Regions from separate parts of the Homo sapiens genome. Here region 1 is linked to region 2. Evidence: chromatin loops called from intact Hi-C (ENCODE). Cell type or tissue: K562. All regions are shown on one strand. Each heading gives the region's core, and the rest is flanking DNA. Links, peaks and the distances in the headings are about the cores only.

The links. A loop is a pair of places that touch in the nucleus more often than their neighbours do. Peaks named below come from ENCODE experiments on the same cell type or tissue, not always from the same donor. Only the 100,000 strongest peaks of a DNase experiment are listed, where the experiment ranks them.
Region 1: a loop joins it to region 2, with 3 times the contacts of the local background. A loop is called at or near these places in 9 of 110 quality-filtered maps.

What each region holds. Positions count from the first base shown.
Region 1 is chrX:130,381,218-130,397,927 of GRCh38, forward strand. GPR119 (G protein-coupled receptor 119) reads right to left here and starts at 4,457. Exons shown (of 2, transcript NM_178471.3): 1 at 3,219-4,457; 2 at 1-1,334. The coding sequence starts at 4,230. The coding sequence ends at 3,223. In K562, for the core only: a CTCF peak has its summit at 12,453 (motif pointing right); a DNase peak (open chromatin) is centred at 12,434; H3K27me3 peaks cover 503 bases.
Region 2 is chrX:130,530,411-130,547,120 of GRCh38, forward strand. No RefSeq gene overlaps it. Among named protein-coding and RNA genes, the nearest start is that of RBMX2, 140 kb to the left of the region's middle. In K562, for the core only: CTCF peaks have their summits at 9,477 (motif pointing right) and 13,468; a DNase peak (open chromatin) is centred at 9,471; H3K27me3 peaks cover 613 bases.

The DNA of each region.
Region 1 (16,710 bases), core at 8,140-16,139, 150 kb before region 2:
TTGGCTCACTGCAACCTCTGCCGCCCAGGTTCAAGCGATTTTCCTGCCTTAGCCTCTTGAGTAGCTGGGATTACAGGCGCCTGCCATCGTGCCCAGCTAATTTTTGTATTTTTAGTAGAGACAGCTTTTCACCATATTGGTCAGGCTGGTCTTGAACCCCTGACCTCGTGATCCACCTGCCTCAGCCTCCCAACATGCTGGGATTACAGGCGTGAGCCACCATGCCTGGCCAAACACAGTGTTTTTAATTGTGATTACTCTTAAATCCAATTACCATACTAGTGCCAGTGCCTTGTTTGTATCCGCTCTGTCTTGATACTGCTAAGGTATTAGATTTATTGTTTGTCTTTTTCAACCTGAATCACCTCTCATCACTCATTTTTAAAAATCTTATTCAGAGGTTGAGGAATTTACAGTTCTGAGTCCAATTGTCCTTGTCCTATATGTCATAATATCTGAATATGAGGGACTCCCTTAAATGGGTCAACTGACTGTTTAGTCCAGGGTGTTTAAAGAAGAGGAAGAGAACTGACATTTTTGAGCACTAACAATGTGCTGTAGTTTACTAGATATTTACATATACATTATCTGAGTTAATCTTCAATATAACCATGTAAAGTAGGCATTATTACCCCGGTTTGATGAATGCGAGATCTAGTTTGAGAATTTAAATGACTGAATTATCATTTGAACACTGGTCTGTTGGATTTCAAGACCTGTGATTTTTCCATTGCACATACTGACTCCCAGGGGTAGCAGAGTTTCTTAGATTGAACCTAATAACACACTGATCACCTGGCCTCTCCTCCCCTCCTGCTTTTCTGTACTTAAAAATATATATATTTTTTATTTTTAATTGACAAATAATTGTATATATTACGTGGGGTACAATGTGATGTTGATATATGTTTAAAATGTGGAATGATTAAATCAGGCTAATTTACTTTTTTTTTTCTAAAAGGACCTTGGCTTCAGAATTAACTTTAATTTTCATTCCACTTTGCTTATATTATCTTGGCAAGATCAGTCCTTTGTAGCAAGGCCAGGATTTAAGCTTTGAACCACCAGTAAGGAGGGCATTGGTTTGAGCCTGCTTTCAATTTTGTCCAAAATCCAGTTATTCGTATTTTACCTAGTTCCCAGTAACTCACAATACAATCCAAGAATGTGCCTTATTGCTGGCCTGGTACTTGCTGGATGCTCAGCATTTCAAGGCATATTGGGTTCCATCGTCCACTTGAGAGTCAAAAAGTTCTTCAGTTGTAGGAACACGATGCTTGCTATGGTGAAAGCAAGCATGTTTCTCCTCTGGGCCAGACTGGTAAGCAAAGCGACTGCAAAAAATTTACCAAAAGTGGGTTGATGTGTATGTAGTAGAATAGATCAATGAGAAACAGCCATTTGGGCTGAAGAAGATATAGGGTGAAGGTAGGGAGAAGGAAATTTTCTCAAGAGTAGGGAAACTGAAAAGGATGATCATTATCCTCTGAATGACTGAGGAAAGTAAGCTGGGAGTTAATCTAAGACTAAGGGGAATTAAGAAAATCCGAGTGCAAAGCATAGTGGTGTGGTGACATCCTTTGAAAGGAGGGTGGCTGGATTCCATCCAGGTCTAAACATTATAATTTGTGATTAGAATGAAAAATTTCAAGGGCCTCTTGGAATTAGCCATTACACGTTGGATTCAAATGCATCCTCAGGTCATTAATTTAGGGATATTGAGGGATTAACCAACCTAAGGTTGGTACCTAATTTGGTACCTAATTCAGTACCAAATCCTAGGCAAGTTAATCCATACTGTTTTGGTTTCTTCTTGCCCTCTTTTGTTGTCAACTTGGCAGCTTTCTGGGGCAATATTACAGTTTAAGGTCTTGAGAGCCAAACTCTCTAGCAATCCACTGTGGAGACCAGGAGGTTTTGGAGAGGGTTACAGGGAAACTCAGAAAGGCAGAGAGTGGTTCCTGAGTGTCTTCGCTATTCTGTTCTTGGTTTTTTGCTGCCAGGTTGCCCAGAGGGAAACTGAGCATAGTTCCCATCTGCCAACCTTGTCATTTTCTGTACCCCACGGAAAGGAGGATGAGGCACCTGCTCCTCAGCTGGTCTCCTGTGCAACAGTTTCTTAGGAAAATGCAAAATTGGGAGTAAGTGGAAGGAGCCCTGAGGAGCAAAGTGGCTCCAGTCTGGAGAGCTTGGCTGTGCCTGCCTTGGTACCCACATGTTTTCTCTCTCTTCCCTCCCAGTGCCTCAGAATTTGTGATCCAGCATTGTCATCAGCAAGTAGCCACAAGTGACATATGAGGCCATCTTAAGGGAAGGGGCAGCAGAGAGTTAAAAGGTGGTGGATTGGGACCGGTAACAGCAGAAATAATCACAAGATAGTGTTTCTTTGGGAAATAACCTATTTTAAACATCATGAGGTGTGCGAAAAGACAAGCTTTAGAGGAATTGAGGTTTCTACCTTTTAGGCACATTCACCATATAAGATCTCTGATTAATATCAGTAAGGGCAGGAGGAGGAGGGACTCCTCACCTTGCCAAAGCAATTACTGTAGTAAGTCACTATAGTAAACACTTAAAAATAACAGAACCTCATTTCTCTAGTGTTGTTCAGTATGGGAGCCACTAGCCACATGTGGCTACTGAGCATTTGAAATATGGCTAGTTTAAATTGAGATGTTTTGTAAGGGCAAAATACACACCAGATCTCAAGGACTTAGTATGAAAAAAAAACCAGTATAATTTTTATATTGATGACATGTTGAAAACAATATATTGGTTACGTTGGGATAAATAAAATATTAGTTTTGCCTGTTTCTTTTTACCTTTATAAAACGGTTACTGGAACATGTAAAATTATGCGTGTGGCTCACATTATATTTCTGTTGGACAGTGCTGCTCTGGTATACTCAAAAATAGAATTTGATCTATAAGCATCTTTTTAGCAGTACATTTCTTGCTTTAAGTAAGTGTACCTGTACACCAGAGACAGGCTCATTTCAAAAGAAGGACAGGGAGGAGTGGCGATTTGAAAATGGGGAAACTGATTATAGAAGAAAGTCAGGACTCTGCCTCAGTTACCTGTCAGTCTGGGGGTGGGGGATGCTGGGACAGGGGTCAATTGCCTGAAGCAAGTGCTCTCATCCCCCTAGCTCCTGCTGATCTAGTTGGGGCTCCAGAGTGGGGAGGAGAAAGGCACTTTGAAACTTCTCTGCCCTTACCGTCTTAGCCATCAAACTCTGAGCTGGAGATAGTGACGATGTGACAGGAACTTTCCCTGGGCCTCTCTGGGCCACAATTCCTGGCCGAGAGAAAGAGGAGGAATGAGGTGAGCACCTTCTTCACTCCTAGGGCCATGTGGTAGAGCTGCAGTCGCACCTCCTTCTGCCAATAGGCATAGATGAGTGGGTTGAGCAGGGAGTTGCCCACGCCGAGCAGCCACAGGTACCGTTCCAGCACTAGGTAGAGGTGACACTCCTGGCAGGCCACCTGCACAATGCCAGTGATAAGGAAGGGGGTCCAGGATAGAGCAAAGCTCCCAATGAGAACAGACACAGTACGGAGAGCTTTGAAGTCGCTGGGAGTCCGTGGGGATCGATAACCTCCAGCCATGGCTCCTGCATGTTCCATCTTTCGAATCTGCTGGCTGTGCATGGAGGCAATCTTGAGCATGTCGCAGTAGAAGAAGACAAAGAGGAGCATGGCTGGGAAGAAGCCAACGCAGGAGAGGGTCAGCACGAAGTGAGGGTGAAATACAGCAAAGAAGCTGCACTGCCCTTTGTAGGCAGTCTGCTGGAACATGGGGATTCCGAGTGGGAGGAAGCCAATGAGGTAAGACACTAACCACAGCCCGGCAATGCAGGCCCCGGCCACGAACCCACTCATGATCTTCAAGTAGCGGAAGGGCTGCTTGATGGCAAGGTACCTGTCAAAGGTGATCAGCATGACCGTGAGGACAGAGGCAGCTGCGGAGGAAGTGACAAATGCCATCCGCAGGCTGCACAGGGTCTTCTGTGTGGGCCGAGAAGGGCTGGAGAGCTGGTCTGTGAGTAGGCCAGAGATGGCCACACCAATCAAGGTGTCAGCCACAGCCAGATTCAAGGTGAAGCAGAGACTGACACCATCATTCTTGTGGATCAACAGCAGCACAGCCACAGCCACTAGTGTGTTAGTAGCAATGATGAGGGAGGCCAGGACAGCAAGGATCACTCCAAATGAGAAAGATGATTCCATGTCTCGAAGTGGCAGGACTTCACTTACCAGGGCATGCTATCTCTCCAGCTGAAATTCTCATGGGCCAGGGGCAGAGGAGCTGTGGGTTCAGAGCTACAGCACGATTCTGGCCTTCGCTGGCAGTCCAGGCTGGCAGGTCGCCATCTTTGGGATCCTACAGGTCATGAAGAATTACTCACCCTCTCTTTTCAGTCCTCAGCCTCCTGCCTCTCCAGCTCTCTAAAGGCAGCAACTTCAGTATAGACCTCCCCCTGGGCCCTGAGCTAGTCCCTCCCCCTCCAACCAGCAAGTTACTAGACAACTCCCAAGTACCTGTACATGCTGTCTCGCCAGGCCCTCTCCCTTCACTGGTGCTTCAGGGACTCTGGAGGGACAGGGACATTCATCAGGTCTCCTGTCTGTCAAAAGATATAATTGACTCCAATCATACTTTTTTCTTCCTCCATACCTTGACATTAAATTTCTACTTTTCTTCCAAAACCTCGAGTACCAGCTTAAATAATTAATCTCAGCTTAATTAAGCTTTTTCTTACTAATTCTCAATTACTATTATGAATTGCTTTTAATCAAGCAAGATGCTCATAATCAGTTGAAGTGGGAAGTGAGGGAAGGTGAGCTTTTTGAGGGGCCCCAGCATATTTTCAGGAGTGCTACCACACATTTAAGCTGTTTCTTACCTTTTGCTTCCTAGCGCCTCAAATTCTAATTCTCTCAAGTAGGGCGTGCTGTTCCCCCGTTTCTCATCCCTAGGATCTCAGTTGAGGATTCAGGACAGGAAAAACAGGGCCAAAAACTGTTAACAGCTGTCATTCAGTTTAGAACCCATTCTCCACCTCACGCTGCTGTCTCTCAAGTATACTAATTGATAATTATTTCTGCAGCATGTTGGGCCAGGTCTGGTCAGTGAGTAGTGGCTGCTGGGCTTGCCTTTCTTAATCCTATAGACCTGAGGTATCTCTGCGGGAGGAGAAGAGGAGATGAGCTGCATTCTGGGAAGTGTCTGCTTGATGTTTGGCTATGGAATTTTCCATTTTCCAGGAATAGGAACGTGGGGGCGGTTGAGGGGGGGAGGTTAGACCAAAGGGCAACTGTGTTGCTGAAGCAGGTGAGATGCACTCTGGAGGGGCAGCTGCATAAGTCACTCCTGTTTTAGGATGTGTATCCATTTGCTTGGGTACATTAGAACTACCCTTTCGCCTGCCACTCTCATCTTGGATACCAAGAAGAGAGGGGTGGGGAGAAGAGTGGTTAGAAGCTTATTTACTCAGTTCAGGTGAGAGCACAAATGGGAAAGGTTAGTGTTTGAAGTGAGGGAATAGAGAGCAAGGTGCAGAGTTGGACGCAAATATATTCCAGGATGTTTTGACAGTCTGAGAGGGCCTTTGGCAGATGTCTCTCCTAAAAAAGGATCAGAAAGACTGTGTTGTGGGGATTCAGTATTCTAGTTGCCATCCTGAAAACAGTTCTTATTCTTTGGTATGTCCATTAGGAGATTGATTCCAGTTGCTTAGAACCTAGCCTAATTTTATACCTGGACCTAAGGTGTGCTTGGGTTTCCCCAGCTCTTGACTCCACGGAGTCAAGTTAGCCCTTTTCAAACCCATGTTCAAACTTGAGAGTGTATCAGAATCACCTGGAGGGTGTCTTAAAACCCAGGTTCTTGGGTCCTACTCCCAGAGTTTCAGGTCATTGGTGAGTCTGAGAATCTGCATTTCTTTCTTTCTTTTCTTTTTTATTTTTATTTTTATTTTTTTTTTTTTTTGAGAAGGAGTTTCGCTCTTGTCGCCCAGGCTGGAGTGCAATGGTGTGATCTCAGCTCACTGCAACCTCCACCTCCCAGGTTCAAGCAATTCTCCTGCCTCAGCCTCCTGAGTAGCTGGGATTACAGGTGTGCAGCCACCACGCCCAGCTAATTTTGTATTTTTAGTAGGGACGGAGTTTCACCGTGTTGGCCAAGCCGGTCTCGAACTCCTGGCCTCAGGTGACCCACCTGTCTGGGCCTCCCAAAGTGTTGGGATTACAGGCGTGAGCCACCGTGCCTGGCCAGAATCTGCATTTCGAACAAGTTCCCAGATACTGCTGTTACTTGCTCAGGGACCACACTTTGAGAAGCACTGCTCTAGTGCAATGGTTCTTACCCTTAGCAGTGCATTGGAATCACCTGGTGATTCCAAAAAATACTGCTGTTTGGGCCACACACCAAGAGATTCTAACATAATTATTCTGGGTGGTAACTGTGCAATGGGAGTTTTAAAAGTTCCTTGGGTGATTCTAATATTCAGCCAGGGTTGAGAACCACTGTCCTTGGTTTCCTCATGTGTAACATGGGGACAGTCATAGTTATATCACAAGGTTGTGAGGATGATAAAACGAGGTATGATATGGGCAAAGACTTCATGATTAAAACACCAAAAGCAATGGCAACAAAAGCCAAAATTGACAAATGGGATCTAATTAAAGCGCTTCTGCACAGTAAAAGAAACTATCATCAGAGTGAACAGGCAACCTACAAAATGGGAGAAAATTATTACAATCTATTCATCTGACAAAGGGCTAATATCCAGAATCTACAAGGAACTTCAACAAATTTACAAGAAAAAAACAACCCCATCAAAAAGTGGGTGAAGGACATGAACAGACACTTCTCAAAAGAAGACATTTATGCAGCCAACAAACATATGAAAAAATGCTCATCATCACTGGTCATTAGAGAAATGCAAATCAAAACCACAATGAGATACCATCTCATGCCAGTTAGAATGGCAATCATTAAAAAGTCAGGAAACAACAGATGCTGGAGAGGATGTGGAGAAATAGGAATGCTTTTACACTGTTGGTGGGAGTGTAAATTAATTCTGCCATTGTGGAAGACAGTGTGGTGATTCCTCAAGGATCTAGAACCAGAAATACCATTTGAGCCAGCAATCCCATTACTGGGTATATACCCAAGGGATTATAAATCATTCTACTATAAAAACACATGCACACATATGTTTATTGCAGCACTATTCACAATAGCAAAGACTTGGAACCAACCCAAATGCCCATCAATGATAGACTGGATAAAGAAAATGTGGCACATATACATCATGGAATACTATGCAGCCATAAAAAAGAATGAGTTCATGCCCTTTGCAGGGACTTGGATGAAGTTGGAAACTATCATTCTCAGCAAACTAACATAGGAACAGAAAACCAAACACCACATGTTCTCACTCATAAGTGGGAGCTGAAAAATGATAAGAACATATGGGCACAGGGAGGGGAACATCACACACCAGGGGCCTGTTGGGCGGGTGGGGGGCAAGGGAAGGGATAGCATTAGGAGAAATGCCTAATGTAGATGACAGATTGATGGGTGCAGCAAATCACCATGGCACATGTATACCTATGTAACAAACGTGCACGTTCTGCACATGTATTCCAGAACTTAAAGTATAATAAAAATAAATAAAAATAAATTTTTAAAAATGAGGTATGATAGTTATGAAAAGGCTTCATAAAGTGTAAAATGTTACATGGGTATCCAGTGTCTTCTAGTCTCTGCTAATCAAATTAACACACTGTTAATCAAAGTGTGTATCAGAAGCATTGTTATGACCTGAGAGCTTGTTAGAAATGCAGAAGCTCGGCCAGGCACACTGGCTTACGCCTGTAATCCCAGCACTTTGGGAGGCTGAGGCGGGCAGATCACTTGAGGTCAGGAGTTCAAGACCAGCCTGGCCAACATGGCGAAACCCAGTCTCTACTAAAAATATGAAAATGAGCTGGGCGTGGTGATGGGTGTCTGTAATCCCAGCTACTCGGGAGGCTGACGCAGGAGAATTGCTTGAACCTGGGAGGTGGAGGTTGCGGTGAGCCAAGATTGCGCCACTGCACTCCAGCCTGGGTGATAGAGTGATACTATGTCTCAAAAAAAAAAAAAAAAAAAAGAAAGAAAGAAAGAAGAAATGCAGAATCTCAGGCCTTACTCAAGACCTAGTGATGCAGTCTGCAGTTTAACAAGATCTCCAGGTGATCTGCATGCACATTTATCTTTGCCTCTCTCCTACTCTCAGGTGTCTAGCTGTATTAGTTTTCTTTTGCTGCTGTAATGAACTACCACAAACTGACTTAACACGAATGTAGTATCTTACAATTATCAAGGTCAGAAGTCCAAAGTGGGTCTTACAGGGCTGAAGTCAAGGTGTTAGCTGAGCTGTGTTCCTTCGGGAGGCTCTAGGGAAGAGTCCATTTCCTCAACTTTTTCAGCTCTCAGAGGCTGCTTGCACTCCTAGGCTCCTGGACACATCACTCCATGGTCACGTCTTCTTCTCTGACCTTCCTGTTTCCCTTTTTTTTTTTTTGGGACAAAGTCTCACTCTGTCGCCCAGACTGGAGTGCAGTGGCGCCATCTTGGCTCATCACAACCTCCGCCTCCCGGGTTCAAGCGATTCTCCTGCCTCAGCCTCCTGAGTAGCTGGGATTAGAGGCATGTGCCACCACGCCCAGCTAATTTTTTTGTATTTTTAGTAGAGACGGGGTTTCACCATGTTGGTCAGGCTGGTCTCGAACTCCTGACCTCGTGATCCGCCCGCCGTGGCCTCCCAAAGCGCTGGGATTACAGACATGAGCCACCACACCCGGCCCCCTGTTTCCCTTTTTAAAGGACCCTTGTGATGACATTGGGTCCACCTGGACAATCCAGGATAACTCCTCCATTTCAGGATCCTTAACTTAATCACATCTGCAAGTATCTTTTGCCATGTGAAGTCACATATTCACAGGTTCCTAAGATTAAGACACGAACATCTGTGTTGAGGGACATTTTTCTACCTACCACGCTGGTATTCTCTGCTGCATGGATCTCTTCCCCCCCAAACCCCCCTTCAACAGTCTGCCATTGGAACCAGGCTACTGGGAGAGGAACTCTAGGAAGGTAGCCAGGATAAGCCAGGCCTAATTTCTCATGGTGCCTCGATCAGCCATGTGCCTGTGATGATTTAGCTGCATCTTGCCTAAGGACAAAGGTGTAGCGACATTTAATAAATACCTCTTCCTGAATGACTAGACTGGTACATATATTACTATAAAATATTATGCAGCAGTGTGAAAAGAATGATATAGGTTTATATGTACTGATATAAAGAGACTTCCAAGATATGTTGTTGATTGACAAATCAGAAACCAGTTTCTAGAGTCTTGGCTCACTTATGAAAAAAACCCCTGAACCCAAATATATGTGGATGTAAATGCACAGAATGCATAGAAAAGAGACTATTAACAAAGAGTGAATAACTTTGAGGAGGGAATGGGACTGGTGGGGGCTGAAGAGTCACGATTTGCTTTGAATACTTTTTACTTGTCATATATATATATAATATATAATATTTTATTATTATTATTATTATTTTGAGACAGGGTCTCATTCTGTCGCCCAGACTGCAGTGCAGTGGCACGATCTTGGCTCACTGCAACCTCCGCCTCCCGGGTTCAAGAGATTTTCCTGCCTCAGCCTCCTGAGTAGCTGGGATTACAGGCACCTGCCACCACGCCCAGCTAATTTTTCTATTTTTAGTAGAGACGGGGTTTCACCATGTTGGCCAGGCTGGTCTCAAATTCCTGACCTCAGATGATCCGCCTGCCTTGGCCTCCCAAAGTGCTGGGATTACAGGCGTAAGCCACCGCGCCGGATAACTTGTCATATATTTTCACAGCGAGAATGTATCTATGTAATTTCAAAAGAAACAAACATGCCCCTTAACTACCTCTCCCTGTTCCAACCCAGGCACCATTTTGCAAAGGGATTTTCCAAACAACACAAAAGTGCATGTGTGTGTGAGTGCACACCCATGCAAATATATATAGTCACATATCTCTTAATGATAGAGATACGTTCTAAGAAATGCATCATTAGGCAATTTCGTCATTGTGTGAACATCACAGTGTACTTACACAAACCTAGATGGTATAGCCTACTGTACATCTGGGGTATATGGTATGGCCTATTGCTCCTAGGCTACAAACCTATAGCTTGTTACTGTACTGGATACTGTAATTATTACACAATGGTAACAATTGTGTATCTAAATATTTGTGTATCTAAATATATCTAAACACAGAAAGTATTTGTGTATCTAAATATATCTAAACACAGAAAAGGTACAGTAAGAATACAGTATTATAATCTTATGGGACCACCATCATATACGTGGTCCATTGTTGACTGAAACATCATTATGTGCCACAGAACTGTATATATTTATATATACACATACATATATACACTATTTTATGTATGTAATATATGTTATATACAAAATACACAGATACATATGTACACTATATAGTATACACATTATATATATTAAAATAACACATACATACATACATGAAAGAGAAAGAGAGAGAGAGAGAGAGACAGAGACAGAGACAGAGAGGATGTGTGTTTCCTTTTATTTATATTGCTGTTACTAGCCTGAGCTACAACTGTAAAGAGAGGGGTATATGTGGATTGAAAGAAATGTAGGACATGACAGGGTGGGAGAATCAGTATTTGAGGCTCTTCTTGGAGTGGGAGGCGCTTTGAGGAAATAGCCCTATCCTTCTGGGGCATCTGAGTCTTCTTGCAGCAATGGATGACACCAGCTAACATTTATGGGGCCTTTAAGTGCCAGGTACTGTGCTAAATATACAACATGGAGTTTCATTTAACCTTCACGACAATTCTGTAAGGTAGGTACTATTCATGCCTTGATTTTACAGGTTAGGAAATCAAGGCACACAGAGAGGGTGACTTATTTCCAAAGGGCTACACCACTTATAAGTGGAAGATGTTGGAAATCGACATACAGGCCAGCAGCTTGTGTGAGACCTGTGGACAGCCACCAAGAGTTCATCCCATCTCATGTCAACCACAGAGATTACATCTTGTCCCCTTTTGTTACCAGTTTGTGTCTCTGTGCCTTTGCACATCCTATCACACTGGCCTTCAAGCTGACACTTTTATACTCTGGGTTTTTTTAAGGTCGTTAGGCTGAGAAGTAGTAGAAGCCTTTCTTTTTAAATAAAGTCCAATGATCATGGAAAATGAGGCTCATTTTACCCTGAGCCCAAGGAAATGTATAAATCTGGACTCATGTGTACCTCTCCATTTATCTTATCACTCCTGCTTTCCATTCCTGCTATTGCCTCTTTCATTCAGTACTTTATTATCTTTCATCTGCACTATTACTGTAGCCTTCTAACTACTCATCCTGTCACCCCACACAAACATTGCCTACACAGCAGGTTTATGGAGTGCCTATTCTATGTTAGTTACTATGATAGGAAAGAGCTTTTCATACATTCAATAACATGTTGTGAGCTATGGGTTATTATCTCATCTCCATTTCATAAGTAAAGAAGCTGAGGCTTGGAGAGATAAAGGGACCTGCCCAAGGTTACCCAACTAGAAAGGGGTGGCAGAGCTGGGATTTGGAATCCAGTTCTCCTTACGCCTGGTCCAATGGTCTTTTTGGTATTCCATGTTGCAGAAGCCTGGGTGTGGTAGGCTGAATAATGCCCCCTGCATAGATGTCCATATCCTAATCCCTGGAGCCTATGAATATATGACCTTACTTGGCAAAAGCTAGTTTGCAGATGTGATTAAGTTGAGGATCTTGAGATGGAGAGATTATCCTGGATTTTTCCTGTGAACCCAGTGATATCATCCCTGTGAGCCCAGTGTTATAAGGGCCCTTAAAACAGGGAGTCAGGAGATCAGAGTGGGCAGTTTTGGAGATGTGATGACAGATGCCAGTGGTTGGAGTGATGCAAGGAAGGGATCACATGCCAAGGATTCAAGAGGCCTCTGGAAGTCAGAAAAGGCAAGGCAAGGAATCCTGTCCTAGAGCCTCCAGAAGGAATCAGCCCTGCCAACACTCTGACTTTAGCCCAGTGAAACTGATTTCAGACTTCTGACCTCGAGAACTGGAAGATAATAGATTTGTGTTGTTTTAAGCCACAAAGTTTGGGGTAATTTGTTACAGCGGCAATAGGAAATTAATACATTGGTTTCAAGGGTTAGTATGTGGAGACAATTCAAAAACTAGGTCCTGGTTATATCGCTGCTTGGCGGTGGTTACTGCCCAAGAGGCATTTGGTTGCAATACTACAAGTGTTCCTACATAGCCAGGAAACAGCAGCATTGTTGGCCTGAGATGCCAAAATGCCAGTGGCCAGGAAGCCCAGCAGAGGGCACACTCTGCAGGGAGAAAGTAATCCTTGGAAAGGCTCTGCTCCTGTTTAGCTGGATAAATAGGACACTTTTTGCACTTCTGGGTTGCTCTGAATTTGTTGCATCTTAGCTGGGATTCATGCAAGCCAGAGTAGCTCTTCAGGGACCTAGCATGGTCCCTGAAGACATTTTCATTTGTCACTCAGGACTCAGAACCTTCTTGCTCCATTAAAAAAAGGATTTATATAGTTACAACTAGTAGGCTGAAATCCTTCCGTCCCCTGCAGAATAGAGTTGAGTAAAAACACACATACCTTTTTGGCCGATGTCCATGGCTTGTGGAATGGGGTGGGGTGAGGGGAGAAAATATATATTCAATTAATGTTTCTAGCTTTTTTCATTGCAAATCTTTCTTGAAGTGTATTCTTCAAGAAAGACACCAGTCAGGGGGTCATGCTAGGCTGAGTTTTATATAGCAGCCCTCCAACTCTCAGAAAGCGATTTCCACCTTTTTCCTAAGGAAGAACTGGTTTCGTTCACTAGGGGGTAAGATTTGTGGGTTGCAGAAGGGGTCAGGGGGTTTGTAACAATGGCTGGGAGTATTTGGAATGTGAAAAGAATATAATATTATTATAAATATTAGTAATATTCACCTCTTATCACAATCCTTGCAAGATCTCTAAGAGGTGATATTATCACCATTTCATAACTTGGGAAGGCTACCACAAAAAAGTTAATTGAAGCTAATTAAATTGCCCAAGTTTCTATACCTAGCAAGTGGTAGAACTGGGATTTGAACTCAGGTCTGCCAAGCTCTATGTGTCCCACCTGTTCTCTCCAGAATGTAAGTTGCTGACCAGAGATGGAATGCAAGCTGTGTGGCATCATCCTATAGCCTTGAAAACCTGCATCCACCCTCAAGAAGGATGCCACCTCCTGCCATTCCAGGGTAGAATGCTGCCAGCCTTCATGCAACATCATTGTGATTTGAGCCAAGACAGACCCATCCTGTGCTTCTTCTCTAGAAGCTTAGCATTGTCTGTCAGCTTGTCCCCGAGCACTCATGTGCTCTGGTCTTTACATTGTCATGTCTCAGTGATCTGGCTTCTTTGAGCTGTGGCCCACTCATTCCTTTCCCTAATTTGTAGACCATCTCCTATACCCTGGATCAGTGTTTCATCTAGCACTCCCGGTAACTGGCTTCTTCACCTCAGGCAACAGAGCACCCCAGGAAAACTCTGGCTCAGAACAGTGAAAATGAATAAGAGGAGGGTAAAAGCTGCCCGTGCAAGGAATCTTTTGGAGAACAGGGAGTGGGCACTAGTCATTGGCTTGGGAGGACTGACCTACCTAGGTGAAATTGTGATGACCATTTGGGAACTCTTGCTCTAGGTAGGTACCTGTTATCCCTGAAAAATACTTTTACATTCAGCTCCAGTTAGATCTGCCCAGTGCTACTTCTCCTCCCACCGGGTCTGATTGTCCCATTTGGTTCAGTCCAGCCAGCATGCCCTTTAGGCCCGCATGCCAATGGGAACTTCACATTATGAATTTAGAGTAAATGTGATTTGTGATTACAGGTGGGTTCTACCAGAACTAGAGTCATATGCTCCTCCAGCACTTTTTTTCTCTACTTTCTCCCTTTCTTCCCTGGAACTAGATTCTGCTTTTTAATCAGCTCATCAAGAATCTTGGCAGCTTCTGAAAGTTGTGCTGCTTGAGGTATGGAAAATCGCTGCATTGGCTTAGGCAGTGGAGGAAAGGTGAACAATAACAGGCAGGTGGTAAAAGACATCTGTTGTGCGTCTTTTAGAAGTCATACTCACCCCTGGAGGCAACTTGGCCTCCTCCTCCTCAAGAGTTTGGGATTCTTTTTCCAATCCCTCAAGAGTCTACGTAAGCATCAGATTGCTGGGAGCAAGCAGCTGTGCTGAGCCACGGGGGAGCTCAGGGCAGCGCAACTGTGCTTTCAATTTATCTATCTCTGACTCACATAACTCACGAGAATTCTACTACAACACCTGCTTGCTAAGCTTTGCAAACTGCTCTCAGTTATCTGACGGTAATTCATAGGTAATCATTAGATGCTCTAAATCAACTGTCCTTAGCTATTGTTTTTGAACTATGGAACTATTTTAGAATCTTATGGGAGCTATGGATTTTCTAAAAAATGCACATGTTCACATGTAAACACATCGTACACACAAATTCAGGGTCCTCACAGACTCCCTAAAGATCATGCATGTATCTTAAGTCAATATCCCTGAAGAGTTGATAAGATCTTCTGTTAATACAATGCATCATTTCTTATTTTCTTATTCCTAGGCAACCTACAATTAAGGAACAGACTTTATAAACACATACACTTAATCTGCTTTCTTAACACAAGGAAAGTATGGCCCACATCCATTCTTTTAGACTTGTGTTTTGCTTCCATCCGACACTTAAGTCTTCAGCATGGGAGAAGGTAAGTACACGATGGCATGCTGTTTAGATTTATGGGTCCTCTCAAATCAGTTTTCCTGATGGTGATGTTGTTTTGGATCAATTGAAATAAGTGGGTGAAAACATTGAAAAATTAAAGGTGCTTCTACCAAGAGAACTTTTCTGCAGTGTTTGATAATAATGATCACCTTTCACTCCCTTTTACTTTAATATAATTTTGTGTTTTTTTTAGAGACAGGGTCTTGCTCTGTCACCCAGGGTGGTGTGCAGTGGCACAATCACAGCTCTCTGCAGCTTCATCCTCCTGGGCCCAAGTGATCCTCCCACCTCAACCTCCCAAGTAGCTAGGACTATAGGCTCACACCACCATGCCTGGATTTTTTTTTTATTTTTTGTAGAAATGGGGGCCTCATTATGTTGCCCAGGTTGGTCCCGAATGCCTAACCTCAAGCAATCCTCCCACCTTGGCCTCTAAAAGTGTTGGGATTACAGATGTGAACAACTGGGCCCCTCCCCTTTTCTTTTAGAATACACGTTCTCCCGCTTTTTCATCTTCCTCTGTCATCCTCCTTCTCAGTCTCCTTTATTGACTCCTCCAGTATTTTTAACTGATTTACCAATTGAATTCATTAGTTTTCTTCCAAACCAGTCTTCTTGCCTGTTTTACCTTAGCAAAGTGTGTCACACCCAATTAGTGTCTCAAGCTGGAAACCTAAGCATCATCCTTAGATGTTTCCTCACTACCCACATCTACTTGAATCAGCATGTTGTGGCTATGAAATCTGTTGACTTTGTTTGCTCCTGCTCATCACAGCCAACTGGTATCCTAACTGATCTCCCAGCATCAAGACTTGCATGCCTTCAATCCATCCCCCACACTGGTTCCAAAGTGATCAAAGAGAAAATTGACCACGTCACTCCCAGGCTCAAAGAAACATGCTCGGATTATGTTTTTGTCCCCACATATGTTTTCCTTATAGGGTGAGCATGTTCACCTTTATATTCTCAGCACCTAAAGCAGTGTCTGCCTATAGCAAGTCCTCAACAAAAGTGGTCAGCTGGTTGACTGGTTGAATGACTGAATGATTAAGCTATATGATCACTTCTCATTGCCTACTAGCTAGAATCAGAACTTCTTGGCTTCATCTACAAGGCCCTTAACAAAATGGCCAGAACTCTTCCATCCTTATCTTCAGCCATTACCACTCTGCCCCATCCCATCCCCTGGTCACATCATATGCTTTTCACACTTTGATGCTTTTGCCTCTGGTGGTTCCACTGCTTGAAATGCTGTTTCTGTGTGGTACCCATCCTGCGTCTTCCATCTACATGTGACTGCCTTCAAGGCCAAGCTCAACAGTCACCTGACTCTATGTGACTTTCCCTGACAATCTACTTTCCACCCCCAGCTTCCTCTGACCCCCAGCACCAGAATTAATTATCCCTCAGCTGGTTCTAAAGGCATTTCACTCATACATTCAATATGACATTCATCACCTTGAATACAAAGTACTTATTTATATCTGTAACTATCTTGTAACACCGTGAGCTGCTCAAGGGCAGGTACTGGGTCATGTGGTCTTATTCACTGTAGTATCCCCAGCATCTAGGCCAGTGTCTGGGCACTGACAAACAAAGGATGTGCCTTTATGTTGGTGTCATGTGTGTTCTTATTTATTTTTATTTAAAATACATTTTTTTTTTAGTTTGGAACAATACCAGCATGGAACACCATCTTCTTTGCTGTCACCTGGAGACAAATCACCATCATCCGTCGTCTGATTTATTGTAGAGCTTCCAAACTGGTCTTCCTGCTTCTACTGTAGGCACCCCCTGCC
Region 2 (16,710 bases), core at 5,631-13,630:
GTCCCACAGTCTGGAACCCTGGTGATGACCCCACCCCCTCAGCCTTGGGTGGCAGCACCACCCCCACAGCCTTGGGAAGTGGTCCCACCATCTGGAAACCTGGTGATGACCACACCCCCTCAGCCTTGGGTGGCAGCACCACCCCCACAGCCTGGGAAGTGGTCCCACCATCTGGAAACGTGGTGATGACCACACCCACTCAGCCTTGGGTGGCAGCAGTGCCCCCTCAGCAGTGGGCAGTGGTCCCGCTATCTGGAACCCTGTTGATGACCCCACTCCCTCAGCCTTGGGTGGCAGAACCGCCCCCTCAGCCCTGGCCAGTGGGACCACCCTCTGGAATCCTGTTGATGACCCCACCCCCTCAGCCTTGGGTGGCAGCACAGCCCCCTCAGCCCTGGACAGTGGTCCCACCATCTGGAATCCTGGTGATAAACCCACCTCCTCAGCCATGGGGGGCAAAACCGCCCCCTCAGCCCTGGCCAATGTTCCCACTATCTGGAACCCTTTTGATGACCCTATCCCCTCAGCCTTGGGTGGCAGCACCACCCCCTCAGCCCTGGGCAGTGGTCCCACCCTCTGGAACCCTGGTGATGACCACACCCCCTCAGCCTTGGGTGACAGCACCACCCCTTTAGCCCTAGGCAGTGGACCCGTGCTCTGGAACCCTACTGGTGACCTCCCCTCAGCCTTGGGTGGCAGTTCTGCCTTTGCAGCCTTGGGCAGTGGCCCTGTGCTCTAGAACTCTAGTGATGACCTCACCCCCTCAACCTTGGATGGCAACACTGCCCTGGGCAGTGGGCCTACCATCTGGAACCCTGCTGGTGACCTCACCCCTTCAGCCTTGGATGGCAGCACTGCCCTTTCAGCCCTGGGCAGTGGGCCCACCATCTGGAGCCCTGGTGGTGATCTCATTGCAGCAGCTGTGGGTGGCCACATCACCCTCTCAGCCTTGGGCAGTGGCCCTGTGCTCTAGAATCCTGGTGATGACCTTGCCCCCTCAGCCTTGGATGGCAGCCCTGCACTCTCAGCCCTGGTTAGTGCCTCCACCCTTGGCAACCCTGGAGGTGACCCTATTCCCTTACCCTTGGATGGCAGTCCCACCCTCTCAGCCCTGCCAGCAAACTTACTCTCTAGAACCCTACTGGTGATTCTCTCTTTCAGCCTTGGATGGCAACACCCCCCACCCCCGCTTCTCAGCCCTGGGCAGCAGCACCACCTCTGGAATCTTGGTAGTGTCTCCACCCACTGGAACCCTGCCATTATCCCGACACCCTCAGGACTAGGCAGTGGTCCTGGGATCCCTGGTGGTAGACCTGTCCCCTTTGGCCCTGGGGAGAGGTCCCACCCCCTCAGGCCTGGGCAGTGGCCCTGTTCTCTAGAATATAGCAGGTCCAAATGGCTCAGTTATCTGCATGTATCGCTTTCCCAGTCATTCTTCCTTCATTTTGTCCTTTTCAGTTTCTTTTAGTCCAGGCTGGTTGTGTTTCTGAGGTATAAAATTCTAAAAAAATTTTGTTGGCTTCCCCTGCAATTCATGGAGGTCCAAGCCAACAGAAAAGAGGGTACTTTATAGATCTTTACTGTATAACTGCATCTCAATTCCTGGCTTCTGCTAGATGGTTGATTGGATCCATAAGTCACAATTATGGATATCTGTAAGTCATAATATCTTTATCAATGGTTGTTCTGCCATACTTTTAGTCTTCTCTCCAGAACACAGCTTGTTTCTTTCTTTCTTTATTTAGAGATGGTGTCTTGCTCTGTCACCCAGGCTGGAGTGTGGTGGCATTATCATGGCTTCCTGCAGCCTTGACCTCCCTGGACTTAGATAATCCTCCTACCTCAGCCTCCTGAGTAGCTGGGACTACAGGCACACACCACCATACCTGGCTAGTTTTTGTATTTTCTTGTAGAGATAGGGTTTTGCCATGTTACTCAGGCTGGTCTTAAACTCCTGCACTCAAGTGATCTGCCCACTTTGGCCTCCCAAAGTACTAGGATTACAGGTGTGAGCCACCATGCCCAGCCAGAACACAGGTTATTTACTTTTTTGCAATATGGTTAGGTTGAGAATATTACAAATCTTCAAGTTCTGGTTCCTTTATGCTTAACAATTTGCTCCTTAATTTATCTATTTCCTTTCTCATCTTACTCTAAGAATCAAGGCAGAAACAGGATGCATGTTACACACTTTCCTTGGAAATTTCCTTCTTTAAATAAACAAGCTCATCTCTTACAAGTTCTACTTCCTTCCCAACAGTAGAAGACAATTCAGCCGAATCCTTTGACATTTTATAATGAAGATCACCTTTCTTCCAATGCCCAATACCAGGAAGCTCACCAAAAGTACCTTTAACATTTACATTTCAAGCAATGTTCACTTTAAGGCAATCTAGGCTGCTTCTGTAATGAGCCTCAAAATGTTTCCAGCCTCTGCCCATTACCCAATTACAAAGCTAGTTTCATAATTGTAGGTATTTGTTACAGCAAGGATCCCATTTCCCAATACCAAAATCTCTATTAGTTTTCTAGGGCTGCCAAAATAAACTACCACAAACTGGGTGCTTAAAACAATAGAAATTTATTGTCTCACAGTTCTGGAGGGTAGAAATCTAAAATCAAGGTGTTGATAGTGTGGAGTCCTAACTAGGGAAAAAATAGTTGGGATGGTGGGACTGAGAGAAAAAAAAAGAAAAGTTATGTCTGCCTTTTTTTTCTTTTTGTTTCTTTTTTCTTTTTTTTTTTTTTGAGATGGAGTCTTGTTCTCTTGTCCAGGCTGGCATGATCTCGACTCACTGCAACCTCTGCCTTCCGGGTTCAAGCAATTCTCCTGTCTCAACCTCCCAAGTAGCTGTGACTACAGGTGCATGTCACCACGCCCAGCTGATTTTTGTATTTTAGTAGAGATGGGATTTCACCATATTGATCAGGCTGGTCTCGAACTCCTCACCTCAGGTTATCCACTTGCCTCGGCCTCCCAAAGTACTGGGATTACAGACATGAGCCACCGCACCCAGGCTATGTCCGCCTTTCTTCATAGTCCAGGACACACAGCCCGCTTGCACAAATAACTCACAATCTTCCTGTGTCCAGCTATTACCAGACCCCCAGGTAACAGAAAAATGCAAGTTAGTTTCCAGTACTGATAACCTTGGCATTATCAGTACTGCACAAAGCCCTCATCAGGACACAGCACAAGTATCATACTATAAAATCCCCAGCAAGCCTTTGTCTATGGCAGTCAGCTCCTCTCTTGCTAACTTGCCCATTGCAGTCTTGCATTGTGTTTTTGTACTTTAGTAAGTCATCTTTTCTTTACTTACAACTATCTTGGTTAATTCTTATCTGCATGCCACCGGCCCCAGATAGTCGCTGCTCACCTGCAACATTTTGGTGGCCTGTACAGGAACTCCTCTCTCTGTGCAGGAGCTTTCTCTCTCCTTACAGGGAACCCTCTCCCCTCTCAATTTTTCTTTCCCAACTCGGGACCCTTGGTGGACAGCATCTAAGCGTGGAGACAACTGTAGGTCTCTGGCTGGGGCTACACTCCAGCGGGACTGAAAGGTGTCTGTGTGGGAAGCATCTGAGCGCCATGCTCATTTGGGTGAGTGAGGGACCTGAGTTAGTTTTCTCTGTTCAGTGTCGCAGCAGCCAGCTTCTAGTATCCCTCTGGCAATTGATGGTAACTGGCTAGGGCCACTCTCCAGTGTTGCCTGAAGGCCAGAGAGTGAACAGGGCTGGCTGCCTTGCCTGGAAGGAAGACTGTCTCTCTTACCTTTTTTAGTCTAAAGTCCCTAATTCCTGTGTGTGACTTAGCTGACAGCAGAAGTTCATTCAGAGTGAATTCACACATGTTTTGGGTGACTCAGACCATGTTTCTTACTCTGAATTCTCTGGTGGAGTCAGCCAGCCATCCTGTTCTGAACGTTGCTCAACCAGGTGATCTCCGCCTCAGAGAGGCGAGTCTCCCTTACCTGCCCCTCTCCTGGGCCAGCACCAAATGGAGTTCTTCCTTTACCCTTTTTCCTCGTACCTGGGCTGCTCACCCAGCGTAAGTGAGTACCTGGACTGGCCATCCAGTGTAAGACCCCCGAGTGGCTGAGAGGTCTTTTGTAATAGCTGGGACGCCCCTTTAGAAAGTGCACCTGAGTCCCTCAGCAGACATGAGTGGGACCTTTTTTTTATCTTGGCGGGATGCCCCAAGAGAAAGCGTGGTTCAATTAGCCCCAAATGGCTCATTTTCCAGTCCCACTATGGGACAAACTCCGTCAATTCCTTCAGACTCACCTCTAGGCTGCATTCTAAAACATTGGGATAAATTTCACCCTCAAACTCTCAAAAAGAAACATCTAATTTTTTCGTGTGATACAGCATGGCCCCTATGCAAGAAATTCTCAAATTAGCCTCCTCAGTATTTTATAACCAAGAACAGCAGAAGGACAGGTCTAAGGAGAGAGAAAAATGCAGGGACAAAAAGGCTGCTTTACAAGCCCCAGCCCCCTCCAGGTTGTCCTAAGGACACTCCTCCAGATAACTGCCATCAGTGCAGAAGGCCAGGCCACTAAAAGGCAAAGTGCCCCAATGGGATAAATGGGAAAACCCCTGCATGGCTTGTCCCCTCTGCCACAAACTCGGCCAGTAGAAACAGGACTGCCCTGAGAACCAAAGCCTCCCCTGCCCCCCAGGACAGTATCCCAACCCCTGATGGCTTTAAGCTGAAGGGGCTCTCTGCTCCAGCTGAAAATAGCTCAACTTAACTGGTGACTTGCAGAGGTGGGAGGAATTTGTCCTACACTGTGTAAATCTGGGGTGCTAAGGCTCTCCTTGATGGGAAATAAACAAGGGTGGGAGGGGTGCTGGCCTCACACCATACAGTGGCTGGAAGGCTCACAAGTCCTTCTGTAAAGATTAACCTTTCTCTTTCCATTCCTTTCATTTTTTCTCTTTTTCTGTTCAATCCAAATGTCCAGCCTCAAAAGGAAAAGGCAGTTTCTAACATCCTAACCCTTGATTTTGTTATTCTCTTAAAAACCCCAGCTGATTACATATTATGGCCCATTTTTGTGCACATTTTAAATTGATGGGCAAATTACAAGAAAAATTCAGAGCTCAAATGGTTAACCTGTACTAAGAGTTAAGTCAAGTCTTCTAAAGCTATCTGTCTTCCTCTCTTTTTTTCTGCCTGCTTTAAATCTGCCATTACTAAGCTGCTGGTGCTAAGACTCATTATTTATGGTCTAACTGGAATGTAAACACTGGAAACTCATTTAAAGTTAAAAGAAAAAGGGTAAAACAAGTTTTATTAAACCAAACAACCTAGAATTTTTAACCTCCCTTAAAGTTGATAGAAATAAGTCCAGCACCTCTCTTACACCTTATTCTTAAAGCTGACTCTTTATTCTATTCTACTGCAAGCTCTCAGTAGTGATCCAACTGCCTCTCTTGAGCAGCTTCGCCCTCTTGATATTAATACTTTTATAAGGAAGGTAGCATATGATTGCTATTTGGAGGGGGATCTCCAAGACTACTGCCCAGATGAAATTTCTTTATATTTGTCCTGGTAATGTTATTTACCCACACACCATAACATCAATATCCTAAGGTAGTAGGTATTTTTTTTAACATTTTGTTTTCTTATACTCTTTACAGCCCTTCTTCTTTCCTGTCTCCCTGAGTTTCCCACATATTGTTATTTTCCTTAAATGTGGCTCTGTTTTTATTCTGTCATGGCTAACTATTGTCTCAATGGCTTCACCCAGGCACCCACTCTAGCCAGTAATATATCAAGTTGCCAACATAACACAGTACTGACTACTGAATATGCCCACGCAGGCAGGCACTTGAGAATGGTATTACACTCCTAGCAGTCCCACTATCTATAGATAACACACAAGCCCAATGATCTGGATTTGACCACACTATTTACATGCACATCAAAAACACAGGTTTAGGAGGGGGACCTAGGCCAACCAATCCCTCGTGACAATCATCCACTGCAACTGAACGGATTGGGAAGGCACCAGAGAATGGCCTGTAAGGCTCGCCTCTGCGTTAAAAACTCCAAGTAGTCTGGCCCTTTCCTAGGGGCTTTAACACAAGCCCAGTGAAATTCCACCCTCAACTATAGTCAAACACACCAGGAATGGGAGCCATACGATGCCTGTGATGAGTTCACTGTGTGCCCCCACAGATTTTCTCTATGGTGGGGAAAAGACAAAGTTAAGGCCAGCAACCTTTATAGTGATTCCTTTATGCCTATAAAGAGTTCAGCTAACAGGATGGAATATATAGGAATAGGGGTCAAAACTGGACAACTTCTTAACCTCACCAACATATCTACATCTTTTCCTCGATTTTCCCTTATCCCATTTATATTTACAAATCTTATCTCTCAGGCTCCACATCCACATAACACAACAGGTCAAACATTTCCCCCCTTATGCATGAATGACTACTTTTTGGGTCATTGTCCATCCACGTTTGATCCCTGGGGACCATGGGATCCCTGGATTTATGCAAATTATACTGGAATCCAAACTAACCACACCTGTGCCTGGTTACGAGCTCCCTCCTCAGGAGTTTAACAGAAACTGGGTTCTTCTTTTCATGTGGACCCAACCTGTTTCTAGCCTTGCTTATTCAGTGGAAAGGCACGTGCACTATAGTTGCAGCCATACCTGGATTGCATATAAATATATATGTAATTTATATAAATATATTTGTGTGTATGTGTATATATATATACATATATATATAACTCCTCAGACTTCATAACCTCTAGCCAAGTTCCAAATTTAGGATCCTTCCGAAATCAGGCCCTACAAAGGCCATTCGAAAAAAACAGAAACGTGACTTAATCAACCTCCCATCATCTGGCATCCTCACCACTGAGAATCCGTGGCAGGCAGGAATGGTCTAGGACATTCTGTAGCCTGTGCAATCTTTTGGTTTGCAGGTATACCCATGCTTAAGTGTAGCATTCATAATCTCACCATCCTAGTCCGACAATCTTGAGAAGCTACAGTAACAGCCATTGAGGGCCAACAACGGGCCCTAGATTCATTGGCAGGGGTTGTCTTGCAGGATCAAGGTGCTTTGGATGTGCTTACCACTGAGGCAGGAGGCACTTGCACACTGTTAAATGAAACTTGTTGCTTTACATCAATACCTCAGGTAAAGTAGAAGAAAGTTTGGAAAAGATAAAAGAAAACATCAGGACAACAGAGGGCCTTCAAAAAGGAGTTCCTCAAGATTCCTCTTTTGCACAACTGTTTTAGAGATCCTACGGTTGGGTTGGGCCACGGGTTACCCCACTTCCCCTGCCTATAATAATGCTCATATTAGTTTGTTTATTTACAGCATGTATCGTTAATGTTATATATCTCATTTTGTGTCTTCTAGAATATAAAAATTTCAAACCAAAATGTTACTGCATCAAGGATGTCAGCCACTAAGAGAACTCTACAACACTCCTTTGGACACAGCAGGACAAAATTTTAGGCTGCAAATGCTGTTCAGCCGTGGTCCCACAGCCACCCTGCCCAATTTAATTCCCAACTCAGGGACTCAGGTCCTCATAACCTCCTGACAGACTAACAATCCTAGGTAGGGCCAACTCTATGCCCCTGGTCAGCAATAAGCAGTTGGAAGATGAGACCTTCACCCACACACCAAAGATTTGTCATTGTTGCTCTGTCACAGGGGGAATGTGGAATCCTGTTTAGGGAAAAAAAGTCAGGATGGCAGCACCAAGAGGAAGCAAAAAGAAAAAGCAGATAAGCTATATGTCTGCCTTTCTTCATACTCCAAGAGACACGGCCCTCCTGAGCAAATAACTCACAATCTTCCTGTGTCCAGCTATCACCAGACCCTCAGCTAATAGAAAAGTGCAGATTGGCTCACTGCAACCTTGGGGTTTTCAGTACTGCACAAAGCCCTCTTCAGCACACAGCACAAGCACCATGCTATAAAATCCCCAGCAAGCCTTCATCTCCTGGTAGTCAGCTCCTCTCTTGCTAACTTGCCCATTCATTGCACTCTTGCTATGTGTCTTCATCCTTTAATAAATCTGCTTTTCTTTACCTACAACCGTCTAGGTAAATTCTTCTTACCTGCGTACCACTGGCCCCAAATAGTCACTGCTCACCATGGCAAGTAGGGCCATGCTTCTTCTGAAACCTATGAGGGAGTCCTTCCTTGCCCGTTTCTAGCTTCTGGGGGTTTGTCAGCAATCCTTGGTATTCTTTGGCTTTCAACTGCGTAACTTCAATCTCTGCCTTAGTCATTGTGTGGAATTATTTTTACATGGCCCTGTGTGTCTCTGTTTTCATGTGGCCATCTTCTTATAAGGACACCATTTGAAACTGTGATATCTTCTGAGGTACTTGGGGTTAGGATTTCAACATATGTTTTTAGAAGACCCAGAACAAAGCCTAAACAAAGTGAGGAGGGTCTCCTTGTACGTGGGCAGCCCAGGATGAGAAATCAGAGCTGCAGCGGGGTTGGGAGAGGGCATCCACACATGTGGGTGGCGTGGTGCAGGTGTGTTATATCCTGGGCAATGTGAGCAAGGCATCTATGTAGGGGAAAGCCTGGGTAGGGGGGTCTGAGCCCAAGCAGGATGAGGAGAGCATCTGTGAAAAGTGCTCTGGGTTTTTGAGCCTGAACAGGGTGAGCAAGGTTGTGGTCTACATGGGGATGGGAAGTGGGGAGCCCCTATGGCTTATCAGAGCCTTAGTGGGGGTGAGGAAGGCATCCACGCAGGAAGGACAACCTAGCTTGGGGTGCTGGAGTCCACCTAATGGGAGGAGGGTGACTATGTGTGCGGATAGCCTGGTATGGGTTATTAGAGCTATCATAGGACGTTGTTGAAACAACTGGTAGAACTTAAGTGAAATCTGAAAACTCTGATGGATGAATTGTGGTTATGTAGGAAAATGTCCTAGCGCCCGTTAAATACTAAAGTATTTGAGGACTATGGGACATCAAATTGGCAACTAGAAAAAAAACTCTTTGAATTGTACCTGTAACTTTTCTGTAAGTTTTAAAATACAAAATTATTAAAAACTCTGAAGCAAATATGGCAAAATGGTATAATTCCAGAGGCCTGGGTTGTATGTCCACAGGTGCTTATTATGCTATCACTTCCAGTTTTCTATCTGATTGCAACATTACAAAATAAAAATACTTCAAAATTAAAGGTTACGCATGTTTATTATTAAAAAAAAAAGGTAAATCACTCATGAGTTTATTGCCCAAAGACACTATTAACGCTGGATATATTTTCTTTATGTCGAAAAAAGATAATTCTCAAGGTAAACAGATTTTGATGGTATAAGATTTTGAAGGGGGGATAATTTTCTTAAAGCTAAAATTAGATAGATCATTTTCCTTTTTTCACTTTTAGAGGAAATGTTAAAAATGCTCACGTTAGTCTTCTCGCCGCAGGCGCCTGTTCACGTGTAAGGCATTGCTGAAATCACTAGAGGGCGCGCTCCTGTCAAAGCCCATACAAAGTTCTGAGAATGCTGTAACATGTTTTGAAACCTTAAAATAAATTCAGCTGGGTGCGGCGGCTCACGCCTGTACTCAATCCCAGCATTTTGGGAGGCTGAGGCAGGAGGATCGCTTGAGCCCAGGAGTTCGAGATCAGCCAAGGCAACATAGCGAGACCCTGTCTCTATAAAAAATAAAAGAAATGAGCCAGGCTTGGTGGTACATGCCTGTGGTCCCAGCTGAGAGGCTGCAGTGAACTGTTATCATGCCACTGCACTCCAGTCTAGGTGACAGAGCGAGACCTTGTCTCAAAAAAAACTTCAAAAAAGCTTTCATCCATCTTTTAAAATATCAGCATTTTATCCAGGTCTTTTTTTTTTTAAATCTATCTTACATCGGCTTACTTTTAAAATCAGAAGATGTGGACTCTATTGTCTACATCATGACTGTTAAAATATTGGATTTTTCATTTATACCTAATTTTAAATTTTTGCCCTATGTAGTAGCATGAATCCTCTTGATGTTCCGTAGGTTCTTCCTACAATTTTCTCACACTTCTGCGAGGCAGAATTGTCACAATTACCCTGCCAGTGGTCCTGTCCTAGATATATCACCCTTTCTTTGGAGTTGTGAGACCTGTTTTTATTTTTATAAATTAGAAATAATCTGCTTCTTTCTAAGTTTGATGGTTTTCTTTTCTTCTTCTTCTTCTTTTTTTGACAGAGTCTCCCTCAGTCACCCAGGCTAGAGTGTAGTGGCATGGTCTCGGCTCACTGCCTCCTCCTCCCGAGTTCAAGCGATTCTCCCGCCTCAGCCTCCTGAGTAGCTGGCATTACAGGCACCCACCACCACGCCCAGCTAATTTTTGTATTTTTAGTAGACACAGGGTTTCACCATGTTGGCCAGGCTGGTCTTGAACTCCTGACCTCAGTGATCCGCCCACCTCGACCTTCCAAATTGCTGGGATTGTAGGCATAAGCCACTGTGCCCAGCCAAGTTTGATGGTTTTCTAAAAAAAAAAAAAAAAAGGTAATGGATAGTTTCCTTGCTTGAAAGCAAAATCAGTCCTCATATTGGGGTGTAGCGGGGGGAGTGTCAGGAGCTGGGTTTGTGTGAGAAGGTGTTTGGTGGTGGTAGTACTTGTTGGGGAACTTTGGCCATGAAGCAAGCCCATTGCCAGACCCAAGATTGTGCCACTGCCCTGTTGTTATGATGACTACATCGTTGGGATACAGAGAGTGTCAGAGGTGAAAGACACCTGAAAGAAAAATGTCATGTTCTATCTGTGTTTGGTGAAATCCTAGGGTTCCACAAATGTTTCATCTGAATTTCCCTAAGAAGTTCTTGAGCCCAAACTTGTACTACAGGAAAATGTGTCCATTCAAATGCCAGGCTAGTTTATTTTTTTAGTAGGCCTCAAAATACTTTTGGTGTTTTGGTACTCAGTTTTAAACTTCTTTTAAATTTTATCGATTAATAATAATAATAGCTGATACCTATTGAGTGCTAACTATGTGGCAAGCACCTTGCATGCTCCATCTGATTTAATAGTGTGGTTCACAACGTTATTTTCCCATTTTATAGATGAGGGAACTGAGGCCCAGAAATCGTAAGTGATTTGATCACTTAATTTAGACCTATTGGACTCCAAGTCTTGTTTGCTTAGCCATTAAACACTTTGGCCTTCTCATATAGATAGTTCACAACACTGTGCTTCCCCCAACCCCTCAATTCGGACCTGTGGGCTTCTTTGTATGTGAAGTTGCATAATCAAGTAAGCTGGTCACCCTCAAAGCTAGGCAAGCCTCAGAGACTTTGCACTTGTCACAACAGAGAACACAGTGCAAAGACCTGATGGAAGCATGTCTGGAGGAGCAGAAAAGTAGGCCAATGTCACTGAAGTAGAGTGAGTGAGGGGGAGAGTAATAGAAGAATGGACTGGATTAGGAACAGAGGACCAGCTTTTATAGGGACTTACAGGTCTTTGTAAGGCTTTTACTCGGAATGAAATGTGGAGCCATTGCAGGGTTTTGAACAGATGAGAGACATGAGCTGACTTAGAGGTTTAACAGGATCATTCCAGCTGCTGTGTTGAAACTAGACAGTGGGTGGTCAAGGGTAGAAACAAGGAAACAAGTTGGGAGGTATATTATTTTCCCTTAGGAAACCCTAACAAAGTACCACAAACTAGGTGGCTTAAAATAACAGAAGCTGATTGTCTCAAAAATCTGGAAGCTAGAAATCTGAAACCAAGGTGTCATTGGGGCCATGGTTTCTCTGCGACTGCGTGGAATCCCTCTTTGCCTCTTCCTAGCTTCTGTCAGTGGCCATTGATCCTTGCCATTCCTTGGCTTTCGGCTGCAGCACTCCAATCTCTGCTTCTGTCATTGTATGGCTTTTTCCATGTGTGTCTCTGCCTTCACATGGCCATCTCCCTTCTGTGTCTCCCTCCTCTTCTTATAAGGACACCAGTCATATTGGATTAAGGGCCCACCCTACTCCAGTATGGCCTCATCTTAACTTATCTAATTACATCTGCAATGACACTATTTCCAAATAAGATTACATTCTAAGGTACTGGAGGTTAGCATCACGACATATATTTTTGGCGGGGACAGACTGTAACCCATAGCAGGAAGCTATTTCAGTAATCTGGGCAAGAGATAAGGGGAGCTTGAACCAGGATGGCAGCAATAGTGGTAGTGAGAAGTGATCTGGTAATGAATATATGTGGAAGGTAGACCCAAAAGCCTTTGCTGATGAAATGGGAGTTGGCCCAAGAGAAAGAGAAGCAAAGATGACTCCAAGGTGTTTCAGCTTGAGGAACTGAAAGGATGAAGTTAGCAACAAGTGTGATGGTAAATGCAGAAAGACAGCAGATTTAGGAGAAAATCATGGTTTGGTTTTGGACAAATTAAATTTGAGATGCCTGTTAGTCATTCAAGAGGCAATGTTCAGTAGGAAGTTAGTTATATGAGCCTGGAATTCAAGAAGGAGTTCAGAGCTAGAGACTCAAATTTGGGAGTGGTTTCTAAGGAGAATGAGAGCCCACTTGTGATTTTAGGCATAAAGCTTAACACGAAGCTTACTCCAGCCAGGATCAGTTACTGGGATGCAGATGTAGACAAGACGAAAAGTTGGACTTAACCTTTGTTCCAGTTTTTCTAGGTAGGTGTGATGATGGGAGAGGGAATTGGGGAGCTGAGGATGGATGCCAAGGAGTGATGATAATAACGGACCGTAGAATCTAAGTGAAATAAACATGTAAGTGAAGATATGAGGGGGTGATAGAGGGTAAAAAGATGATTAACAGTGGGAGGGTTGTTAGAGTGGAGATATTAGAGGGAATTAGGAAGAGAGAGAAAAGAGTGGGGTGATTAAAATTGAGATTTTTTTCAGCAGAACATTGACTAAAAAGAAATTTTTTAAAAATAAAATTGAGATGTTGAAGGTCCTGCAGTAGTTTATGACGAGATCTAGGAAATAAGCCTGGATGTGGGTGACCAAGGATGGAAAGAGAGAACAAGATCTTTGGAGTGGAGGAGGTCAAGCAGCTGAGAGACCAGAGTGCTATATGGATTATTCACAATGTAGACAATGAATGTAGGTCTGCACAGACACATGCATGTATGTATGCAGACTCCACATAGATATTGAAATCACCAAGAAAGATGACAGGGGCAGTTGTGAAAAGACAGTGAACCACAAGCTCAAATCATCAATGAATAAGGGAGAGTGAACAGGAAGAGGGGAGATGATAACAACAAGGAGGTGTAGCAGGTAACACACTCTGAAACTTAGTCTTACAGCAAAGTGATTGAAAGAAGCTGGGGCAGGCAGTTTGGGGAAGGTCTACACACAGGAAGTGGTAAGGGGGAGCAAAGAGGACACCTGTTCCACCTCTGGGTCCAGTGGTACATAAAGTATGAGAAAAAAAATAGTCACCACTTGAGAGCGCTGTACAGGAAGCAATGTCTTCAGAGGGGAGCCGAGTTTTTGATAAACCCAAAAGTTCAAGGAAAATTTTGGAGAAGCTGAGAATGTAGGGAATTTTGCAGAGAGAAAGGTCAAAGGGTTTGGGAGGGTTGGGAAGGGGTGGTCGATTGAGTGAGATGAGGAGGTGCAGGAATTCATTTCCATGTGAGTGATCATGGATGATCTAGATGGTTTGAACTTTTGTGATGACTGAAGTAAATAGGCATTTAGAGCACGATGAAACCTGATGATCTCTTGGCTGGGGAACAGATGGTTAGTTTTAAATGTAGCCTCTCCTTGGGACTGGTGTGTCCTGTAGTGCAGTGTGGTCTATAATGGGAATGATGGGGTGAGGTGGAGTTGTGGTCTCACTCTCACTAGGAGCAGGTGGAACACTGGGCTCCCTTTTTTTTTTTTTTTTTACTTTTTGTGGAGAATGGGGTCTCGCTATATTGCCCAGGCAGGTCTCAAACTCCTGGACTCAAGCTATCTTCCCACCTCTGCCTCTCTAAGAGCTGGGATTATAGGTGTGAGCCACCGCGCCTGGCCCTTTGATGTTCTTAAGAGAGGCGTCAAGTCCAGAGGAGGCTTGATCTTACCAGGAGAGATTGTAACTCTCAGGGTCTCTCTTTTAATCCTATTGGGTCACTGTAATACTTCTCTTATTTCTTTTATTTTCATAGTCTGCTCATTACTTTAACATAGTACAATGATGTTTGTTTTTGTAAAACTGATACATGATCACTATGAAATATTCAAGTAATGGAGAAAACTATAATGAAACTTAAAAAATCCTCCCCAAATACCCTCATTAACACTTGGTTAACATCATCTCAGACTTCTCTATGGATTTTTACACTTGTAACTATTTTACATGGTCTTGTGTTTCCTTTAAATAATATGAGTTATTGTTGTAAACAGTTTGAGTACTATAGATTTATTCTAATCCTCTCACTTTACAAATGAGGACATTGAGTTCTAGAGAAAGGAAAGTACCTGTCCAAAGACACTCATCCCGTCAGTTAGGCCCAGGTCTCTTTTTTGTTTTTTTTTTTCTTTTTCTTGAGTTGGAGTCTCGCTCTGTCGCCCAGGCTGGAGTGCAGTGGCATAATCTTTGGCTCACTGCAACCTCCACCTCCCGGGTTCAAGCAATTCTCCTGCCTCAGCCTTTTGAGTAGCTGGGATTACAGGCACCCGGCACCACACCCGGCTTATTTTTGTATTTTTGGTAGAGACGGGGTTTCACCATGTTGGCCAGGCTGGCCTTTTGGCCAGGCTGGTCTCAAACTCCTGATCTCGTGATCTGCCTGCTCAGGCTCCCAAAGTGCTGGGATTACAGGCGAGAGCCATGCTCCCAGCCAGGCCCAGGTCTCTTTACTTTCCAGTTCAGTGGGTCTCTTTAAGCCGTGCTCCTCTCTTCTTCTCTTACCTTCTACATAGCATGGTCCCTGATATTTCAACTCATAGATTTCTGCATTCAGAGATCTCACTTTGCCTTTGGTTTTGAACACTTATTCATCTAGTCATTCAACAAACCTTTATTGGACATCTGCTATATGCCAGGCAAAAATGTTAGGCACTAGAGGTGTGGTGATGAGCAAAACAGACATGATCTCTCACCTCATGAAGCTTACATTCTACAGAATGCACAGAAAGTTTGTGCTTTACTTCCTAACTTTATCCATTCAGGCCAAGGCGCATATAACTATGCACTTGTTTATAACCCCAAGTCATTCGATGGTGATGGGAAAAGAAAAGAAAAATCGTTAGACTTAAAGTCATATCACTAGCACATGGGAGTACCAAATGAATACTTGATAGTCATAGATACTAACAAAATCCATGAGGTCTAGAATACTTTTCTGTAACTATAGTTTCAAGCATTAATTTAAAAGTTTAATTTAAAAATGCCATAGTGTTACGTATAACAAAAATGCCCAAAACACAACATTTAAAATTTTAAAATATATATGATCTATAAGGATGCAAAAGTCCTTCTCTCTAATTGTACCTTCCAGAGGTAGCACTTCTAAACCCTCTGATGTGTGTCCTCATCAACTTTTCTCTATGCTTACATAGATTTTATTTTTTAATAATAACAGGATTGCGTAATTGTTGCCAAATTCAAACAATGCAGACAGACTTACACTGTATTAAAAGTGAAAATTTCTCATATACTCACCCCCAATCTCAGTCCTCATGGGTGACTATTAACATATTGATGCATATTTGATGTGAATATTTTCAAATCTTTTTCTATGTATTTACATAGAAACACATGCATGAACACACACACATACACACACACACACACACACACAAGCAAACAGGGCTGTTTACATTTTTTGTTTTAAGGCAGCAGTAGTCAGAAATTTAAAGTTCAGAAGTCGAGGGCACATTCCTGTGTTTTTCATTTTCGACAAGTAGAACAATGCAGCCATATGCCGGTCCCTCTCTGGAGTTAGTACCCAATGCTTGGAATGTGAGCAGATGCTGAAGGCTATTAATGAAGTCCTTGAAGGGAGGCCCATTCATGTATGTTGTAGACACAAGGCCAAAGTTGAATGTGGTGGCCAACTGAGCAGCTGGTAAGGGACTAGGAAAGCGAGGAATGCACCAATGCTGGTTGCGAGTTGATGGACCATGGGAACCACATCATCTGGAGGAGTGTCCTGCCATTGCTGTCATTTAGGAAATGGAAGCAACACTTGGAGTCCTGAAGGCTTTTAACCTCAGTTGTTACATTAGTGTGTTGCAAATGTGATAGAGAAAAAAAATCTGGGAAAAATGATCTGATATGGTCTAAATGAAACTAGTTTTTATCATGCCTAAAATTGGAAAACTCCAAGACTTTCTTTTTTTCTTTTTGATTTCTTGGATACAAAGAACAAGACACAGTAATGTGTGTTTGATTAATGCCAACTCCCTGAACTCCTTAATGTCAACTAGCTACTCTTCATTACCAAACACCACATGTGCTCTTCTTTCAGTTTAGGCATACCAGCGCAGCTGCAGAAGACACAGTGGTGATCTCTATCACACCAACAATCAGATATTTGTCATAATAGCCTCCTAATCATATCGCATATGAAGCCTCAATGAAGTCTTTATAACCAGACATGAAATAATTAACCTTTTCTAATTTAAAAGACCTAATAGGGAATGGTCTCTGTGACAGGTGTAAAATTCCATTCCTTCTAGAAAATTACTCACCTAGCAGATGCTCCTTCTGACTGAAAG